Regions from separate parts of the Homo sapiens genome. Here region 2 is linked to region 1. A link is a loop called in an ENCODE intact Hi-C map of the cell type or tissue named here. Cell type or tissue: sigmoid colon. All regions are shown on one strand. Each heading gives the region's core, and the rest is flanking DNA. Links, peaks and the distances in the headings are about the cores only.

The links. Hi-C counts contacts between places; a loop is a spot of excess contacts. Peaks named below come from ENCODE experiments on the same cell type or tissue, not always from the same donor. Only the 100,000 strongest peaks of a DNase experiment are listed, where the experiment ranks them.
Region 2: it touches region 1 in a loop (2.1-fold over the local background); 2 of 110 quality-filtered maps call a loop at or near these places.

The regions. Positions count from the first base shown.
Region 1 is chr3:11,465,282-11,468,082 of GRCh38, reverse strand. All of the region lies in intron 20 of ATG7 (autophagy related 7), which reads right to left. Among named protein-coding and RNA genes, the nearest start is that of VGLL4, 180 kb to the left of the region's middle. In sigmoid colon, for the core only: no CTCF peak of the experiment used is centred there; DNase peaks (open chromatin) are centred at 1,532 and 1,932; H3K27ac peaks cover 188 bases.
Region 2 is chr3:11,719,079-11,721,879 of GRCh38, reverse strand. It overlaps a transcript of VGLL4 not described here. Among named protein-coding and RNA genes, the nearest start is that of VGLL4, 77 kb to the right of the region's middle. RefSeq lists silencers at 1,293-1,662, 1,903-2,801. In sigmoid colon, for the core only: no CTCF peak of the experiment used is centred there; DNase peaks (open chromatin) are centred at 1,199, 1,729 and 2,209; H3K4me3 peaks cover 2,014 bases; H3K27ac peaks cover 2,339 bases.

The DNA of each region.
Region 1 (2,801 bases), core at 284-2,783:
TTCTGATGTCACAAGTCAAACTGTGCCATCAAAGGCTGAGTAAGCATCTTTTGGAAATAGAAACTCAACTGTAAGAACACCAGTATTTCCAAACGCAAAACAACTCTGCCCAGTTTCCAAGTCAGCTACTGTATATAAATTTAGCCATGACACTGGGGGAGGAATTCTTTCTAATTCTGTATTATTTTGGCAAAAAAATTCAAAGGTAAAAATATTAAGTAACAATAATGTACCAGTTACTTTGTTAGGCAAGACATATAAAGCAGTAAATAAGACATATAATGTCTTTGCCTTTATGGGGATTATATTTGAGTGGGGCTGGGGTGGTAGACAGAACACAAATAAATAATAATGCCAAACGGTGATAAGTCCCACATAGGAAACAGGACAAAGGAATAAAAAAATAGGGCCAGGCGCATTGGCTCACGCCTGTAATCCCAGCACTCTGGGAGGCCAAGGCAGGTGGATTACCTGAGGTCAGGAGTTCAAGACCAGCCTGGCGAACATGGTGAAACCCCGCCTCTACTAAAAATACAAAAATTAGTCAGGCACGATGGTGGATGCCTATAATCCAGCTACTCGGGAGGCTGAGGCAGAAGAATCGCTTGAAGCTGGGGGGCGGAGGTTGCAGTAAGCCGAGATCGCACCATTGCACTGCAGCCTGGGCGACACAGGGAGACTCCATCTCAAAACAAAACGAAACAAAACAAATTACGGTTGAGGTAATATTTTATGTCCATTTTACGGATTAGGAAAATGAGAACAACAGGTTAGGTGAGTTGTTCAAAGACTTCCCAGCTAATAAGTAGTGAATTTAAACTCAGGTTGGTCTGACTCCAGAGTTGTTACTAACCACTGCCCCATGCTATCTCTTTGGCTTCCTGAGAAACCAAAGAATCTGCAGAAGTGATAGGGTTAAGAAGCCATCAGTTTTTTTTGTTTGTTTTTGTTTTTTTCTGAGATGGGGTTTCACTCTTGTTGCCCAGGCTGAAGTGCAATGGCATGATGTCAGCTCACTGCAACCTCTGCCTCTCGGGTTCAAGTGATTCTCCTGCCTCAGCCTCCAAAGCAGCTGAGATTACAGGCGCCCGCCACCACACCTAATTTTTTGTATTTGTAGAGATGGGGTTTCACCATGTTAGTCAGGCTGATCTCAAACTCCTGACCTCAGGTGATCTGCCCGCCTCGGCCTCCCAAAGTGCTGGGATTACAGGTGTGTGCCACCATGCCCAGCTCCATCATTATTTTTAAAAGTCCCTCCATTTAGGACATAAAAATTTCTGAGATCTGTGAACACAAATGAGTGTACTACAAGCTGTCATTCTGATGCTAATGCATCCAACAGTTGAGTTTCTATAGATGATATTGAACATAAAGGTGCTATAATCCTTCATACAACCCTCTGAGAACTGCTTTTTCCGAAAAGAGCAGTAAGAGCACAAAGGCTTACAGAGTTTAAGAAACCTGTTGTAAATAATGGAACTTATAAGCACCGACGCTGTAGTCTAGGCCTCGTGCCTGTGACTACAGTGCTTTTTCCATTACACCATGCTGCCTTCCAGAAGAGTCCCCAAGGAGTTACATTTTTCTCCCACTGGGAGACAAGGCAGTAACTAACTTGGCAGAACAGAAAGAAATGAGTGACTGTTTTGTGTCTCTGCCAAGCAAGTATTCATGCCCTTTGCAATATGACGTGGACACAAAACCAACTGATCTTTAGCAGCTAAGCATTCTAGAATTTGCTGAAGAATTTTCTCACCTTACCCGTATGGGGTCCAAAATTAAGAGGGGAAAAACATATTTATGTCTCATTCAGAATTCAAAAAGCAATAAATCCTTCAAGCCCCTGGCAAGTTTCTTTAATCCACTGTAATCATGTTTCCTTGTATAACAAGTCTTGTGATGTCTGCAGCAGCTTCTCGCTAGAGGAACAGCAGCCTCAATGCTGGAGTTCTTCTCATGCCTGGGGGATTATTCCATTTTCCACATTAGGAATAAGCCGCAGACTTTAGGTTCTAAAACGGAGCCAGAAAATGCTGACTAGAATCCAGATGCCCTAAATATAATTAGAGCTAAATTTTACTGCCCTCTGTGAAAGACACAAATGAAAAGAATGTACCAACTTTCAGAATATTGATCCAGAGAGCAAAGTTATGAATAGAGCCAGCATGGGTTCTGCTGCACTGAGAGGCCCTTAAAGCTAACCAGGGGCTTTCCAATTCTCTCCCCTTCTTCTTATCCCTGGGTTTTTAATTTTTATAGAAGCCAAATATATTAGGGAAGGAAGAGGGGCTACAGGCTTTTTTATTTTTATTTTTTTGAAGCAGGGTCTCGCTGTCGCCCAGGTTGGTGTGCAGTGGTGCAATCACTGCTCACTGCAGCCACGACCTCCTGGGTTCAAGCAATCCTTCCCCCTCAGTTCTCCAAGTAGCTAGGACTACAGGTGTGTGCCACCACGCCCAGCTAATTTTTATTTTTTATTATTATTTTTTACTAACTTTTTGTAGACATGGGGTTTCACTCACGCCCAGGCTGGTCTCACACTCCTAGCCTCAAGCAATCATCCCACTTCGGCCTCCCAAAGTGTTGAGATTACAGATGTGCACCCAGACTTACAGGCTCATTTTTTTTTTTTTTTGAGACAGAGTCTCTCTCTGTCACCCAGGCTGGAGTGCAGTGGCGTGATCTTGGCTCACTGCAAGCTTTGCCTCCTGGATTCACGCCATTCTCCTGCCTCAGCCTCCCGAGTAGCTGGGACTACAGGTGCCCACCACCATGCACAGCTAATTTTTGAATTTTTA
Region 2 (2,801 bases), core at 233-2,732, 250 kb before region 1:
TAAACGTCTCTGCGAAGCCTGTAACCCCACACCGGCTCTTCGAAGAAGCATTATCTCTGTTTTACGGATGAGAAAACTGAGGTTTGATAACTTGCCCCAAATCCTATAACAAATAGAGGCGGAGTTTGGATTCAAATTCTGTCTGAATCTAAAACCCTTTTTCTGTCTTACCATATTTCCTGGAATCTGCCCAGGCAGTCCTCATTCCTTCCTCATTCCCTGTCTGAGTTTGGCAGGATGAATCTCCTATTTACAGTCTTTCTCAGGATTTCTCTTTTCCTAGTCCGAGACTACTGATGGACTAAAACGGAGTCTATGTAAGAGTACCTTTGGGAAGACTGGGAACCTTCCGAGCTTTAATCTGTGAATATTTATCCAGGAATCAGGAAAGCCAGGGGACCTATTCCTAGGTTGACTTGTAAGTTGGGTTGTCCCATCTCCAGAGGCCCTGTATGGACTGGAGGAGAGTACATTTCACAAGGGGCCCCAAGTTTCGGGCAACACCTCCACCTGCTTTAGGTAAACCATTTAATCTCACTGAAACATGGAACTACGCATACCTGTCTTTGCATATCCAACAGGGGCTAAGATCCAGTGAGACACCGTGCTGTTCCTTGATATGATCAGATGAGGCAACAGATGGGAAAACAGTTTGAAAACTGCAAAGCATTTTTTTTTTCCAGCACGAATGTAAGCTGGTATTTGTTTTCATTGTTATCATTCCCTTTCAGCAGAGCCCTCTCCCAGGGAAAGCCCTTACGGTAGGGGCTCCTAATAATGACTGAGGTTTGAGAACAGCCAGAAGGCAAGCAACATGAAGCCTTTTAAAGCAAACCAGAGGAAGTCCAGTCTCTATTTATTTTATGAAGTTAGCCGCTGGATATGTTAAGCAAATGTTTTCTTAATTGTGGCAGTACAAGAAAACAACAGGGCAAGGGTTGCTGGGGATGGCGGGGGGCGGGTATCAGGCCTCTATCCCCCGGCCCCCCACCACCAAATCCCCAGAGAAAGACAGGAAAAAATTAAAGACAGGCCTTTTCTTTTCGTGGTCACATGTCTGCCCTGCTGCTGTAATATAAGAACCTGCGCCAATTAGAAACGTTTTACCTCCTCCTCCCTGCCCCTCCCCGGGCACATTTCAGAGCAGTCCGGGTTGTGGACGCCAGGAGTTTGCCAAACACAGCAAACACTGGTGTGTGAGCGGCTGAAGGGGACTCTTTCCACTCCGATCTCCCTCCCTCCCAGCCTGTTTTGATTTACTAGGACTTCCTCCTCCGGGCGAGGCGGGGGAAGGACGCCGCCGAGCGCCTGGAGTTGTGCGCGTGTGCGTGTGCGCGTGTGCGAGTGTGAAGTGCAGCGCTGGAGTGCAACATGCTGTAATGGGAGGAAACCCAGCGGCGTCGGAGCGCCCGGGACCGCCGCGGCCGTTCTGAGCGCAGTGGCGCCGAGCAGCCCCTCCCGCAGCCGGTGTGACCTGTCCCTTCAGGTGCGTGGCCGTCGGCCGTCGGGGAGCGCGGCTCGGGCATGCGGGTGCCGAGAGGGGGCGACGGGGCCCGGGAGGCGGGGGACGGAAGGTGCGCCGCGTTCCGGGGGTGAGCGGGTGTGGACGGCGAACCGGCGCGGGCGGGTGGTGCGCCCTTATCCGGCTGCTCGCGAGCCGGGGGAAGCGGAGGGCGGCGTGGGTGCCGCAGGTTCGGCTGAACTCCGGGCGCTTGGCGGGGTGTGTGTGGCGGGAAGGGCAGCAGGTCCGCGGGACGGGTCTGGTTGGACTGTGAACGTCGGCGTCCCGTGCGCTGTCCCCCGGGAGCAGGGACCTACTGTGCGCGCGTGGGGAGCGCGGCGGGCACCTGGGCGCGCACGAAATGTGCGTTTGTGTTTGTACATTTGCACGGCGCTGTGTCCCCTGGCGGGGCCTCGGGGGCGGGGGCGTGCGAGATGCCGTGTCCACAGCAGTGTGCGCCATGTCCACTCGCCCTGCCCGCTGGCGCCTCTCGGGAGCGCCCGCCCCGACAAACCTCACTGCCCCAGCGCGCCGGCATCGGCCCGGGAGGTGCGAGCTGGCACCGGGCGCGCAGCTGGCGGGGGAGGGAAAGCGGCCTCTCCCTGCCGCGGGAGGCCTCGCCCCTATCTCCCTCCCGGCTCACCTGGCTCAGCCCCCACCTGCTCCGTGAGGGGCGTGACCGAGGGCGTGGCCTGGCTGGCCTGGCGGAGCCCGGCTCAGGTTGGCCGGTGCCTCATTCCAGGGATTCCTCGCGCTCCCGCGCTCCCGTCCGCCGGCCCGGTCCGCGCGTGCGTGTGCGTGTGCGTGTTTGGCGGGGGCCCGTGCGGGGGCTCGGGCGCGAGCCCGCCTGTGCGTCTGCGCGCCCTCGGGGTGCGCCCCGCGTGCCCAGGTCCCGTCCCCGCCCCTGGGTCCCCCGCAGGGCCAGGCCGGCCCCAGGCGGGCGCGCCCAGAGCCGCCGGGCGGTGAGTGCGGTTGACCCGGTCGGCGGGGCGGGACCCGGGCTGGGCGAGGGCTGGCCTGAGAGGGGCCTTGGGGTGGGCTGTCGGAGCAGAACCGGGATGCCCTGCGGGAGGGAGGAGGTGGCGGGTCCTTGCCGGGCCGCTCGGGAGGCGCCGGTGGGAGCGGAAGCGCCTAGGCTCCCGGAGGACGTCCTGGGAGTCGGAGGCTCGGGGCGGGCGAGGAGGCCCGCGCCTGGCACCCCGCGGTCCCCGCCGGCCTCAGGGAGGGCTGTGATGTGGACTGCGGGAAGGGGCACCGTACTCTTCCTGTGCTTCCTGCCCGGTCCCCAAAACAGGACTGC